Linked DNA regions of Homo sapiens: region 1 is linked to region 2. The links are chromatin loops, found by intact Hi-C in ENCODE. Cell type or tissue: PC-9. All regions are shown on one strand.

Region 1 (8,000 bases), 200 kb after region 2:
ACTTTGTTTTGTTTTGTTTTTCATATAAAAAACAGCTAGGACTCTGGAATGTTAAGAGTGGGGATTCTGGAATCAGACTTGGGCAAGTTACTTAATCTTTATGTGCCTCTGTAATTATTGTCTTAAAATGAACATAAAAGTAGTACCTAATTCATAAGATAAGGATTAAATGAATTAAAATATATAAATCCCTTAGATAACAATGCTAGGCATATGTTAAGCACTATGTTAGTATCATCAAATGTTGTTGTTACTGTTATGGAATTTATCACAAATATGTAATTATATGTTTCGTAGTGATTATTCATCACCCCTACTGGACTCTAAGGTCTGTGAGGATATGTCTATTTGGTTTACCACTGTATCCTCAACAACTGCTGGTTGTCCCTATTGTAGGTGTTAGGTATTAAGTGCATGATAGTGAATACATAAAGGTTTACTTTTTTAAAAAAATTCAGGAAACCAGATAATCAAAAAGAAAGAAATTAATCACTTAATAAGTTTCATCTCCCAGGGATAAGAAAACATAGGTAAAGAGAGATTAAACTACTCCTTCAAGTTCAGGCAATTCAGTATTCTAATTGAAAGTGTTGTGTTTCCTTTTTAAGTCTAGTTTTGCTTTTGTGTTTATATGTCATAATTAATTGTGTTAAAACATAATTTTAGAAACCGATCTTTCTATATCCCTCTTTTCTATACCCCCCAATTTTACTTCACTTTCTTAAACAACAATAAAAGTCTCCTGTAACATAAGAAAGCTTTTCTTCCTAATTATCTTCTTTAGGTACTTTAAAAAAAATCAATCAGCTATCACATGTTATGGACAAGGGGAATCACTATTGAGTTAATATCCTAAGACGTTCAAAACCCAGAACCAAAAAAAAAAAAAAAACCACCAAAAATGCTGTTTGGAGAGTTTCAGGTTTAATTAAAGAGTTTGTTCAGGTGTTTTTGCTGTTTGGAATCATTATCTGAGAAATTATGCTATAACACATGGTCATTTGATTCTGTTTCCATTAGCCTTCTACTCTGGGATATATGGCTACTACATTTTCTTTTTAATAATCTGTGTTTCACAGTAAGTTTACTTTTGTGGAACTCTATTATTAAATAAATCAGAAATCTCACTTAAAATTTAAAAAATTATTTTTCTAATGAAAAATTGATATTACAGAACTAAATTTTTAAAAGTTTATGTACAGAAAGGATATAGTATTTGATGTTATCAAAACTTACATGTTATGATTAGTTCATTGACCATGAGTATATTAATTTAGAAAAAAATACATCCCTAATTTACATCATCCTTAATTTGTATACTTGTCATGTAGTGCAGGGGTCCAGTGGAAATCATAGAAAGGTTGCTGTAGGTAATGAGTCACAAGTCACTTTTCTCCATTGATAGCTTCTTTTTCTGTAAATCGAACTATTTAAAATAATTTAAAAACTTAGATCCTTAGTAAAAAGCTGTTTTTTATTGGTCTAAGTTGACTTTTTAAAAATTTATTTTCCCTGGCCAGGTGCAGTGGCTCATGCCTATAATCCCAGCTCTTTGGGAGGCGGAGTGGGGCGGATCACCTCAGGTCAGGAGTTTGAGACCAGCCTGGCCAACATGGTAAAGCCCGTCTCTACTAAAAATACAAAAATTAGCCAGGTGGGGTGGTGAATGCCTGTAATCCGAGCTACTCAGGAGACTGAGGCACAAGAATGGCTTGAACCCAGGAGTCGGAGGTTGCAGTGAGCTAAGATCGTGCCACTGCATGCCAGCCTGGGTGACAGAGTGAGACTCTGTCTTTAAAAAAAAAAAAAAAAAAAAAAAAAGGCCAGGTGCGGTGGCTAACGCCTTGAAATCCAGCACTTTGGGAGGCCAAAGCAGGCAGATCACTTGAGGTCAGGAGTTCGAGACCAGTCTGGCCAAGATGGTGAAACCCCATCTCTACTAAAAATAAAAAAATTAGCTGGGGGGTGGTGGTGCACACCTGTAGCCCCAGCTACTTGGGGGGCTGAGGCACGAGAATCACATGAACCTTGGAGGCAGAGGCTGTAATGAGCCGAGATCGCACCACTGCACTTCAGCCTGGGTGACAGACTCTGTCTCAAAAAAAAAAAAAAAAATTATCCTCCCTAAAAAGCTATTCCAGTATCTTTTTTCACATTCATTAGTTATATTATTTAGTGGTTATATTTGGTTCTCTTGAACTGTTTTCTGAGTTTTTGAAACCAATTGCACAAATACAGCGCAAGGGAAACATGGTTTAGCAGTAGTAGGACTGAAAAAAAGTTTTAATTCTTGCTAACCTCACTGTGAGACTGTAGTATTTTGTACCTAACAAAAAATTTTCCGCAGTAATCTTTAGTTAAAAAAAAACCCTTCTATTACAGAAAACTATATAGTTGTTATATTGTAACTTCAAATTTTTGTTGTATTTTTTATTGTCATATTGTTTTTTCTCAAATATTTTCAGTCCACAATTTGTTGAATCCATGGATGTGGAACCTGTGAATACGGAAGGCCAACTGTACAAAAAAGATCCCAGAATTAATAAGTAAGGTTTAGTAAGCTTTCGGGATACAGAATTAATATACAATATTCTATTGTATTTCTGCATCCTAACAATTAACAATTGGAAATCAAAAATTTGTCAATTATAATAACATCAAAAATGTGAACTACTTAGGAATGAATCTGAAAAAGTATGTGAAAGCACCGTAGACCAAAAACTAGTAAACATTGCTGAGTGAAATTAAAGAATATCTAAATTAGTGGAGACATATAAATTGTTTGTAGATCATAATGCTCAATATGGTTATCAGTTCTCAAATTGTTACATAGATTGAATGCTATATCTATCATATTCCAAGCAGCTTTGTAGAAACTGACAAGATGATTCTAAAATCCATATGTAACTATAAAAAAAAAACCCTAGCATCAGAACAGTTTGGGAAGAGGGAATAAATTTGTACTAAAGCAGAGATATTGATTAGATAATTGGATATGAGTCTAGTATATGGGAGAAAAGTCAGATTTAGAGATACAAATTTGGGAGCCAGAAGCACAGAAGCACTATTTTAAAATCATGCCACTGAATGAGTTCAACAGTAGAGTACGGAGAGGAAGATAAAAAGAACCAGAAGAGGATCCTGGAGTGGCCAGTTTAGTCAGCAGAAAAACTAGGAGAATGTGTTGTTCTGGAAGACAAAGAATTATTCAAGGAGGAGAGAATGATCAACTTTGTTGATTTCTAGGTCAAATCATATGAGGTGAGAGGCTTGCCCACTGAATCTAGCAATTTTAATGTAATTGCTAACTGTGGCAAGATATTTGGTGGAATGGAGAATAAAAACACATATGGTTGTGGGTTCCAAGAGAAAGTAGGAGAAGAATTAGGGATGAATATAAACAACTGAGGGAATTTTGCTGTGAAAGGGAACAGAAAAATTAAGCCATTGTTGGAGAGAGATCATAGGGGTCAAGATAAATGGTGGGGTTTTTTTGTGTTTTGTTTTTATTGGAAGTAGGGACAATTATTTGCATATATATGTTTTATGCTGATTGGAATTATTCAATATGTGGAAAAATTGATGATGCAGGAGAGAGGAGAATTGCTGAAACGGTATTTTTGAATGAGTTAGAGCAGGATAGAGATCAGTATGCAGATGACACATAAGTGATCCATGATTTTTTGCATCTCTTCCACGTATACCTTTTCTTGATTGCTCTTTCATGTGCTTTATTAATGATCTTACCTATTGGGAGAGTTTCCTAAAGTATCTGAAGCATATTCCATGTTTTCGTACTAGATTGTCTTGAAGAACTGAAGATCAAAAATCAAAGTAGCCAGAGTTTCTTGAAAAGATTCTTAAGGCAGCCAGATTCCAAATGGCTAACAGAACCAAAATGGCAAAGACTATTACATACTTTTATAATTTAATATTAATATAGAAGTCTTGTTCACAAATTTTTCTTATATTTCACATGTACATCTCAAAAAGTTTCCATTTCAGTATTTAAACAAAAAACCACACACTTCAGGATCTTTTGCTTTCTAATATTGTTGAATAATCAATTCAGAAGAATCTGGCCAATCTTTGATGTGCTAGTAAAAAAAAAACCAAAGCTGAATTTTTAATTTTCTCACTTATTTACATAAGTTGAAAGTGTGCCCTCTTGTGGACTATTCAGTAATTTTCACATAAAAGCCTTTTCCTTGTATATTGCAGACTAAATTAATTGTATATCATCACATATGTTTTGGTCAAACGTTGAGATCTAGATCTTAATGTTAAGTTCTTTAAAACCTAAACCTCATTTGGAAATAAACAGTCATTGTTTGATTTTGCATTTCTAATACAATTGTGTATGAAACAGTCTTTTAACAGTTTCAACCTATATAAGGGACTTGGAGACAGGCTATTTCTTTTGCAATATAAAAGAAGATGAGAAATAAATTTTGTTTTGGTGTGTTGGGAGTGGACTAGGAATCCAAACAATTCATAGACGCGCTTGGAAATTTCCTCCGTAGCCTCTATGTAAAAATAAATTTTTAATAATCAAATTCCAGGACACAGGACTATTTTTTTCCTGAGGTAGTTTGTAGTTTTGTGTAGTTTGGTACAATTAAACTTTGCATAACTAACTACAGGCCTCTGCAAATCCATTTAACTGTATAACAAACTGGGACTATTTAAAGTTATGTGAAGTTTTATTAAAGTCAGTTCATAGATGTGTATAGTTTTGCTTATTGTTTTATTTCTCAGCAAACATACACATATTTTATAAACTGCTTTTGAGAAACCCTAAATCTCAACTTTATTTACTTAGTGGTAACTTTTCTTTCTCTGCATAATAGTACTCAGTAGTGTAAATATATCCTTCTAATACACGTTATAAATATGTGATATAGCTACACTATTGGGACACGCATATACATTATTGGTATCCAGCGGTGGCTGCAGAGAGCTCAGGGTTCCAGAAGCAAAGCAAGTGTCTGAAGAGAGTTTTAGAACTTTGCTTTATTTTGCATTTTAAAAATTTATTGGAAGTAATTTGAAACTTTAGAAAAGCAGAAATGTTTTAAAGAAAGTGAGAATTTTTACAGTGCAGCTTATTGGGAACTTTTTGTTTTTGAGGTAGGATTTGAGGAAGATCCTTTCAGAAGTATCTTAAATAGCATGTGAAAAATCTGTTCTTGAATAGCAGGCAGGGAAAAGGAATCTGAAGGTGGCTTGACTGAAGTGAAAGGATTCTGCTGGAGAGGTGCCACTCTCTAGGGACTCACTGACCTATTTAAAATAGTAAGTAGTACCACATAGATTTATTTATTTATTTACTTAACCTGTGTAGCTATTTAGCATTTATATCCCACCTATTTCCTAAAAGGATTTTAGGTGTTTTATAATGTTAAATGTAATATAAACCAGGACAATAAAAATATACTAGTTTAAACTTTTTAAAAAATTCTTTAATGTGAGAAGGCTGAGCAAAGGGCAAGGAGAACCTTTTCATTCTCCCCCCAGAAATCTTGCTCCTCTTTTACTAAAGCTTTCAATCATCTCTCCAAGTGGTGGCAGGGCAATTCTAAGGTCTGACCTTAGTTCTTAGCATAGTATGTTAACAGATTTACCCTTAGTTTTCTGGCCCACCAAGACTCCAGCAGACTTTCTGTTGCCCAACAGGCTGGGCTGCAGCCACACTATAACAAGGTCTGAATCTCAGCCTTGTGAGATGAGTATGCTTTTCCAAATTCTTATTTTCCTCAGATATTTTCCTCCCTTAAACATGTGGATGGTAGCTGTTTCCTGTATTTGCCATTCCTGTATTTTGTAGAATCCTTTTTATACCTTCTAGTTAACCATTTTTTTACTACTTAATAATTCTATATATTAAATTTTTCTTGCTCAAAAACAGTGTGTGTGTGTGTATATATATGCATGTGTCTGTGTGTGTGTATATGTATATATATACACACACATATATGTACTTAGTTTTAAGCCTTTCCCCCACCACCAAAAAAATTAACATTAGCAAAGGTGTTAATTAGCTAAATATTCCACATATATGAAATTTCAGTTTATTCAAAATAATGTTATAATCACACAAGGTGACAATATAGTTTAAAGAATACTGACCTAGAGATCAAACACTTATATTCTAGTCTTGGCTAGTGAATTACTAGCTCAGAGACCTTGAACAGACACTTATGTTCTTTGAAGAACTTTTACTGTTTGCTGTAGGTTTATCTTTTTTCCATAGCAGTGTAGATGTTTCTCAGTTTTATGTCCTTTAGGCAAACATAAGAATATAAGATTTGATTAGAAACACCTGAGTTCAAATCCTATTTCTGCTGCATGCTGCCTGTTTAGCTGTAGAGAGAGTATTTACGCCCTGAAACTTAATTTTTGCATCTGTGAAATAGTGATAATCTTTACAATCCTTTGATATTGGAATGATTAAGGAAAGGAATATATAAATATCTGACACATAAGAAGTGCCAAAAAAAATTTCCCCTACAGCATTACTTTATTTCTTGCCTATCTGATCTATTATAATGTAACTGTTATCAACCCTCAATAAGTGGCTTCCATAACTATAGCTATAGTTCAGACTACTTTTGTCAGATTGTGAATTTCCAACTTCCTGCTTTAGACATCTCCAACTAGATATTACACTGGCATTTTAATCTGAACAAGTCCAAAATCACACCATGGTTACATGTAAGTACTGCAGTATTCTAACAGAACTTTCTGCTTCCATCCTCTGTCTCTTTCTCCCCCACCCTATCTTCCTTATCACTATTAAATTAGTCTTAACTGAAAGCTTAAGGATGTGGAAAAAGATATCAACATTATGTAAGAAACTCCCTTGCAGGCTCCAATTGACTTTTCTGGCCATATGCTCTGTCTAAAGTGTTTATGAATATACCTTGCATATTATATTAGTCTTTAGCACCTAGCTCAGTATACTTCATAGAAGATGCTTAACATAGGTAATTATTTAAATATTCAGAGAAATCTATGTACATATAGCAGCAACAGGAGACTTACTAATTTTTTTATTTTATCATAGTTTATATTAGTATTTTCCTGAATCATAAAGTAATATTCTAATCATAATAAAAGTCCAAGGAGTACAGATAGAAATACCACCAAAATAAGAATTCCCCAGCATCTCAGCATATACCCGACCCCTAATCATTGTTAAAGGTTTAATAATGTTCTTTTTTTTCATGCCTAGACCATCATTTTTATGAAAATGTGTTTTAAGCAAAAGTATTTAGCTTGGTTGATGAGCTTATGATGTGCACACTGATATTTTCAGTTAGCAATATATCTTTAATATCTTTTCATGAATTTTAAGAATCTTTGCCATTCTTCTTTATTTTAGTGCCAATTTGCTGAGAGATTAAAATATAGAATCATCACTGTAAAGTTGGTTCAGGCTTTAATTCAATGATTCTTTCTCTTTTCTCCCTCTGAAATATGTACCCCCCTTTACCACATTCTTGTGGCCAAACTCAAATTTTAAAGGGCAGAGGATGTTCCATCTTGTTAACCATTGTACTTTGCTTGCCTAGCATACATAGTGTCTGACACAGTAACATAAGATAAATATTAATTGGATGCCTCATGAAGGACTAAATATTTTAGAAATAGTATGTTGTGTTGGGTGCCACTTATAACTCAGGAGGTACTTACAGGTTTGAATGAACTGTTATGTAACCTGATACAGCATTTTAAACTGTTAACTATTAAGCATAGTAAAAGGAAAATGCTTTAGTTATGTTGAAGACAAGATGAAGCAGATTTTTCTGGAAAACAACACAAAGTAGAGTTTAAAGCAATTTATTAAATTGCTAAGACAGATTGAATAGTTATTATGAGAAAAGTTACCAGAATCGTATCTTACATCCATCATGTATTTAGCTCATTTTTAGTGTATTCAAAGATGGAGAAAATAAGGGGTTTGTGCTTGGTAAGATTCATTTGCTAAAATGTCATTG
Region 2 (8,000 bases):
TACTACATCTCCTCTGGTCATTATTATCCAGACCACTGAAAATATCTCCTAACAGGCCTCATGCCTCCAGGCTCTTTCACCACCAATTCATCTACATCTACTACTCCTGGAGTAATCTTTCTAAACACTGCTATTAAAACTACCTCTGCTCTAAAACCTTCCATGTCTCCCCATTATTACTGGAAAAACTTTTAACAATACAACCTAGTATTCTAGGCCTCTATCAGTCTGGTCCCTTCTAGTCTGACAGCCTACTCTTCCCCTAAACATTCTGGGGAAAAGTGGAAACGAATGAACAAAACCCCTACACAAACCTTCCATTCCACAAAAGAATAAGTCAATCTTCTTATTTACGGCCTCCTTGTAATATGCCACGTAGATGCTCATGTGCCCAACATTTTCTCCTCTGCCTTTCTAAATTCAACCTGTCTTCTAGTTCCCATCCCATCAATAGTGCCTCCTCCATTCCTGACCTTTCTTGATTGTTAAAAATATCTTTTCCTACTTCTCTCAACAGCACTTACCCATTTAGCACTTCAGTGTGATATTTTTCTTATATTTTTTTCATATCTATTTCTGTGTGTCATCTTACCCCGCAACTACGTGTGTGAGTACGCCTTCCTCCCCAGGCTCCTCAAGGGCAGACACAATGCAAAACCCGTGATACTTAATAATAACCAAAACACTCATTGAATATTGATCACATGCCAGGCACTGTGTTAAGTGTTTTCCAGCATTATTTCATTTAATGCAAACAACAATTCAATAAGGTAGGTACTATTATTATCTCCATTATACAGATGAGGAGATTGTAGGTTGGAAAGGCTAAATAACTCTCCTAAAATGACATAACTAGTAAATGACAGAGCTAGGATTCACACACAGGTCTGCATGACCCAGAAGCCCCTTCTAATAGTACCTTTCACAGAGTAAGTGCCTTTCAGAGAATAAGTGCTGAGCATATGTTTGTGAATTAAGGCTATCCCTGTTACCAGAGCATTTGGGGTGTGTGGCAGGCAGAACAATGGCCCCCAAAGATGTCCACATCCTGATTCTCAGAGCCTGTGAATCTATTACATTACATTGCAAAGGGGGATTTAGGTTGCAGATGGAATTAAGTTTGCTAATCAGAGGACCTTAAAATAGGGAGGTTATACTGCAGTCTCTGGGAGGGCCCAACATAATCATAAGGGTCCTTAAAAGAAGATGAGGGAAGCATAAGAGAGACTCAGGAGTGATGCAATGCCTGCCTCTGCCTTGCTGACTTCAAAGATGGAGGAAGGGCCCATAAGCCGAAGAATCTGGAAGCCTCTGGAAGCTGGAGAAGAAAGGAAATGGATTTGCCCCTGGATCCTGCAGAAAGGGGCACAGTCCTGCAGCCTGACACATTCATTACCACCCAGCGAGACATATTTTTGTCAGATTTCTACCATACTGAAGTGTAAGATGATAAATTTGGTTGTTTTAAGCCACCAGATTTGTGGTCATCTGTTACAGCAGCAATAGGAAGCTAATTCCATGTGCAAAAATTCACAGCTAGCCCTGGATTATCCTGATGAATGGGCATTGCCCTGGTGAAAAATCAGTAGGCAGCTCTCTGTAGAACCCAAAAACCTGCCTTCCACCTCCATGGCAATTCTTCATAGGCAGAAACTGTACCACTCTCACCTGTTTCCTGGGCTGATCCTTTTCTACCCTGTCCCTGTGCTATTCTGAAAATAGCTTTACCAAGAAGGACATGAAACTGTGAGCAAAAGTCACACATTCATGACAAAATTCTCCCAGGAAGATTATCATTCCAATCAAAACATGTATGGTATCCTTTTAAAATATCATTACCCAGAGCTTTCATTCTGAAGCACTTCCCATATATTATTTTAGGTGTCTGTGCCAGCCCATAAGTGTGCATAAATGGCAGTTTCTAGTGCACACCGTGGTTTTTAGATTGCAGTTTTTGAGTTGATTCCAAGAATTTTACTCTTAAGAAGCCCAAATAGCACTGCAGACAAATGTATTTTTTGAAATAGTAGAAAAACTAACAGTTCAGAATTTTTGGACTAAGTAGCTGATAGAGAACAGGTTGGTAACAGGAGACTGGTGTAGACTCATAGACTCATACCCTTCTTGCTGAGCCATCCTCACCCTGTGGCTTGGCCTAATTGATTTTCTAGGATCTTTAACCACGTCTAGGCTGCGGATACACCTTGCATGGTGGCATGACTACATTGATGGAGTTAGAGCTGAGATCCACATTCCTATTTCTCATTTCCTGTCCAGCTGCCTTTGATGGATTTTCCTTAATCACCTGGACCCTCACAGCTCTGCCACTTTCCTTGCTAGTTCGGATTAGTTTGATGTTTATGTGTCTGTAATAATGGAAACAATAAAAACCACCAACCTCCCTGCTATTCTTCAGGTGCTTTACATACACATTATCATTTAACGTGCAGTTTAGTGCTGTGCTTACAGCATGGACTTTGGAACTAGACCACTTTGTTTCCAATCCTGGCCCTACCACTCATCAGCTTGTGTGACCGTGGGCACATTCATTAACATCTCTAGGACTCAGCCCTTCCATCTCCCTCTCCCACAAGCCCTGCTCTGGACACCAGACTCCCCACCACAGGGAGCCTCCTGAGATACAGATCACTGTTACTAGGGGAGGACAACCTTATGCTTCCGTCCACAGTATCACATTTCTGATGACGACTAACTATCACCCAGAACAGATCCAGTGAAATGGCAATTTAAAAAGTACTTCTTTATAAAGTTGCTGCGAGGATCATATGTTTAGAAGGGTCCCGGTAACGTAGCCAATGCCACATAGGTGTATGACCTCTTCCCTATCTTTTGAGGTAGGTGTGAGACTACGGTGCTCAGAAAAGTGGAACGACTTTGGGCAACTTGGGAACAACTTGCCCAAAGTCACACACTTGATCAGAGGCAGAGGTAGGATATGGAACCGGATCAAGTCCAACCGTGGACTTTCCACCCTGCTGCGCCGTCTCAAGTTTGTCCCTGATTGGTTCTGAATCCCTGGCGCCCATTCTCATCCCGCCCATCCGAAGATAAAACAATCTTCCTCCCGCGCCCCGCTGCTTCCCGGGAGCTCCCAGGAACTCTAGAGAAAACAGGAAAACTGAAAAGTGCGCTCTGCCTGCTGTGCCAGGCATGTCCCTCAGGGGGAGCCAACAAGGCTTTATTTCGTCCCGGCAGCTGGCCCCTGGGCACGGCCCCCAGCCCGGCGTCCCAGTTCCAGCCGCGCTGCAGGGGCGCGAGGGTGCCCGGCTCGCAGGTGTCCGCGCGCACCGCAGGGCTGCCCGAGTGCGGCTGGCGGAATCCCTCCCCAGCTGGGGAGGAAGGCAGTTGTTTTCTTCCTGGTGGAACGTTCCACTTGAAACTGTTCCACAAGGGCTGTTCTCGCCTCCGACTCCGGGAGGAACTGTAATTAACACAGCAACAAACGCCCACGACGCTAACTGGCAAAGGGAGTGTAACACGAGCCGCTGCTACAACCGAACTGGGCCAATTGCTTTCCCTTCTTGCCTCCCATTTGGTCTGTTTTGGTTCCGCAGTCATCCAACTGTAGCGTTTCTTAAAACATGTCAGTGGCTGGTGTTTGTGTTTTGGGTTGAACAGTTTCACACACGTCGCTGGAGCCCGTGCTCGACCAGCTGCTGTGCTGGGGATTTGCTTTCTGCGGCTTTGGGAGTGTCAGGTAGCAAAACGAAGAGAGTAGTCGACTAGAACGGTGGCGGGGAGGAGGAGGAGGGATTGTCTGCAGTGGAGTCGGGAGCCTCCTCCGGACCAGGACAGGTAAAACCGGTCTGCCAGGTCTCAGGGGGAGCGGGTGGAGACGTCCCACCTCACCTGGCTGCGCTCCGACTCAGGCTCAGCCGGCAGGTTCTGGGGCAATGGGGGAAGGGAGAGGGGCCGGGCCCTTGTGGGTCCCGCACGCACACAGTACTCAGGGGCCAGCCAGGTGCCATCCCAGGTGGCCCAGCTTGGGGTGGGCAGCCAGGGTTGGGGCAGGGGTGCGTCCTGAGTTCTTTACCTTTGAAAGGTCTGATTTCCAATGCTGCCCTTACACATACCCTTGCTCCTGCCGAGTTTAGTCCGTGGCTTCACTGGGGAACTTGTTACATGGAGATTCACGGGCCCTGCCGGAGACCCAGTGAGGCAGAATCTGCCCTTTAACAAGATCCTCAGGTGATCTGCAGACACGTTAAAGTTTAGGAAGCACTGACTGCCTTATGACATATTATACTTTCTTCTAACGTCTTTCTATCAATTTCCCATCGTGTCAACACACTACCTTAGAAAATTGCAGAACAGGCAGTGGCTTTTAGAGAACTGTAACTGCTCTCAGCTAAATGTCTGCCCCGTTTGATGCTTAGTAGTAGCTCTCTGCTAATTACTGCTAAGGGGTAGAGTGGGGAGAGGCACAGCCAGCAGGACTATACAGTCCAACCCAGGAAAGCTCAGAGACTAGATGGGGAACCCAAATCCAAACAAGAAGAATGATGTAACTCTACAAGGTAAGAATATACAAGGCAGAAATGACTATCATAGAAGCAACGTAAACAGTATGTGCTGCATGTTTAGTAAATTCACTGTATTAAGTATCTACTACCAATTTTTTATGTATTCTCTCTCTATACAGATTCATACATATACATATATGTCTATAAGTATATAGAGACAGAATATATATTCTGACACAGTAGGGATCAATATTTATTGAATCAATAGCTACAGCCCATTACAACGCATTCTCCTGGAAAGAATTTTGTGTTTTAGACCAAACCAGCATATATCTGTTCCAAAATTAAAATGTATTACCAATAACCAAGAGTCCATTTCACATGTCTTTTAAAACATTACGTATGTATTCATCATAGGTACATGGCTCCCATTTGAACATGATGGTTCTAGAAGCCCAGAGAGGCCCAGCAGAGCTACTTAAAGAATCCTGTGAAGTCTTCCCAGTCAGAATAACCCAACATACCTCCTACATGTCCATTAAGTCCTCCCAGGGCACAATGCCCTCATAGATCACAGACTGTAACTTTTTCAAAGCTGTTTCTTTCTCATGAGTTATTGATCTGCAAGCTAAACATTTTCAAACTGAGCTTTCACTCAATGGCCTGGAGTCACTTCAATTTATTCTGTCAAGTACTCAAGGTTCCTTACCTAGGCACTTAATCATGTGAGTTGTACATAGTGAGTACCAGTGAAAAGCAAGGTGGAGCATCCCTCATCTCACCCTATCAGAAGGATGATTACAATTTTTAAAATTCATTTGTTCCATCTAAAGGGGCTAAGGTTAACAAAACATTGCAGGCATTTTTTTCTGTTCTTTGTCTCTGTTATGTCCCAAATGCCTAAGACAGATCATGGAGAACAGCAGGTGCTCAATGAATATTTTGAGTTGAGCCAAATTGAATTGGTGCTTGAGGACATAACCAAGAAGAGATTATCACTCTGTCACACTATGACATTACTACCTGTACATGCTATTTCCAACAATATTTAACACACAATTTGAAGTGTTCCCTCATGCTTTATCCTTGCTGGAGACAATCAGGTCTGGTAAGACAATGGAAGGCAAACAAGGATTCTAGAGGGAAAGGGTTGCAGGAGGGAGTGGGGAAGGACATGCGTTTAACAATGTTTAGTGAATGAGAACTGTCACTTTTGAATGTGAACAGTAAAAAAGCAGAACAAAAGGTTGAGAACCCAATCTAGAATATAATTGCTATTTTTAAAATAAAAGTTTCACCATCAGAGTGAACAGGCAACCTACAGAATGGGAGAAAATTTTTGCAACCTACTCATCTGACAAAGGGCTAATACCCAGAACCTACAATGAACTCAAACAAATTTATAAGAAAAAAACAAACAACCCCATCAAAAAGTGGGTGAAGGATATGAACAGACACTTCTCAAAAGAAGACATTTATGCAGCCAAAAAACACATGAAAAAATGCTCATCATCACTGGCCATCAGAGAAATGCAAATCAAAACCACAATGAGATACCATCTCACACCAGTTAGAATGGTGATCATTAAAAAGTCAGGAAACAACAGGTGCTGGAGAGGATGTGGAGAAATAGGAACACTTTTGCACTGTTGGTGGGATTGTAAACTAGTTCAACCATTGTGGAAGTCAGTGTGGTGATTCCTCAGGGATCTAGAACTAGAAATACCATTTGACCCAGCCATCCCATTACTGGCTATATACCCAAAGGATTATAAATCATGCTGCTATAAAGACACATGCACACGTATGTTTATTGCAGCACTATTCACAATAGCAAAGACTTGGAACCAACCCAAATGTCCAACAATGATAGACTGGATTAAGAAAATGTAGCACATATACACCATGGAATACTATGCAGCCATAAAAAATGATGAGTTCATGTACTTTGTAGGGACATGGATGAAACTGGAAACCATCATTCTCAGCAAACTATCACAAGGACAAAAAACCAAACACCGCATGTTCTCACTCATAGGTAGGAATTGAACAATAAGAACACATGGACACAGGAAGGGGAACATCACACACCGGGGACTGTTGTGGGGTGCGGGGAGTGGGGAGGAGATATACCTAATGCTAAATGACGAGTCGATGGGTGCAGCACACCAACATGGCACGTGTATACATATGTAACAAGTCTGCACATTGTGCACATGTACCCTAAAACTTAAAGTATAATAATAATAAAATTAAAAAAATAAATAAAATAAAATGAAAGTTTCTAAAAGGCAAGAACTTCTAGTTCAATAACGCTTCCCCGTCCACTATAATAACCACAGCTAATATTTATTGAGTACTCACTACATGCCAGGCACAATCCTACTGACTAGTCTTTACACTAACCCTTAGAGGGAGGTGCTGTCACTACCCCCATGATACAGATGAGGAACAAATGACAGAAGTTCGGTCATTTTCCCATGATCACGCAGAGCTAATGGGCTCAAGTACAGGGCCAGGATTTAGAGACCTGGGTTACAAGCCCATGCTTGTAACCAGTGGGCTGAGAGTAAGAAACACCAAGTGAATTTGAAAGAGAAAACAACCTGACAGAAGACCCTGCCGTCCTGTCTTTTGTCCTTCTGTAGCACATGCTCTCAGTCCACTGGCACAGGCCCTCAGCTTACCCTCGAAATCACTGAGCTTCAGTGGTTCCTTCTACGCTCACTGATGGCCCCCCTATGTGAAGACCCTCTGCTTGTCTCCACAGGAGAGTTAGGCCAGAAATGCCAGGGAGCAAATGCCCCAGACCCAAAGCCAGTGAAAAATGGGAGTCAGTAAATCGTCGACTTTTCTCTCCCCTTGTGACACTGTAATAGGATAATTCTGACTTGCATTATACAGTCTTTCAGCGGGCTCCCAGAGGGACTGGGTCCCAATTGTCCTCTGTGCTATTGCTCTCCCCCATACACCCTTTACTGGTTCTCCTCCCCTCCTTGCCTCATTTACCCACTATGTTTCCTGGAATCACTTTTCAAACTCCTTGTCTCAGGATCTACTTTTGAGGAAACCAACTCAAAACACTTAAATAACATGATATTGAGTAGGACTTTTCCCATTGCAATGGATTTAGCAATTAGGACCCCAAACTAAGGATGTTAAGCACCCGACATACTAAAGACAGCTGAATACAACTAGAGGCAAGACATCTGCTTGGTGTCTTAAGAGAAGGATGAAAGAGTTCTGCAAACACATTATCTCTACCCCATTTCTCTCCTTTCCCCCAATCCATATAAGCAGACAACTAGGAAAGGATAATTTAAAGAAATGGTTGAGATCCTCCAATGAGGAGTTCTGTGGCTTTTCCTTCCTCTCCCCATGGGAGCTTCTGGTACCCAAGACAAGTGAAATTGCACAAAAAGTGGACATTTGAGTCACAGAATATACAGAGGCTTCTACAGAGCCCACCAAGAAACATACATGCACCCTTCCTCCTGGACCAAGAGAACCAGCCTC

What was found. Peaks named below come from ENCODE experiments on the same cell type or tissue, not always from the same donor. Only the 100,000 strongest peaks of a DNase experiment are listed, where the experiment ranks them.
Region 1: a loop joins it to region 2, with 7 times the contacts of the local background. A loop is called at or near these places in 34 of 110 quality-filtered maps.

Annotation. Positions count from the first base shown.
Region 1 is chr5:36,940,637-36,948,636 of GRCh38, forward strand. All of the region lies in intron 1 of NIPBL (NIPBL cohesin loading factor), which reads left to right. Among named protein-coding and RNA genes, the nearest start is that of NIPBL, 68 kb to the left of the region's middle. In PC-9, a CTCF peak has its summit at 4,184 (motif pointing left); a DNase peak (open chromatin) is centred at 4,165.
Region 2 is chr5:36,741,582-36,749,581 of GRCh38, forward strand. No RefSeq gene overlaps it. Among named protein-coding and RNA genes, the nearest start is that of SLC1A3-AS1, 20 kb to the left of the region's middle. RefSeq lists a silencer at 3,137-3,226. In PC-9, CTCF peaks have their summits at 3,197 and 3,397; DNase peaks (open chromatin) are centred at 2,870, 3,200 and 3,770; H3K4me3 peaks cover 2,494 bases; H3K27ac peaks cover 1,971 bases.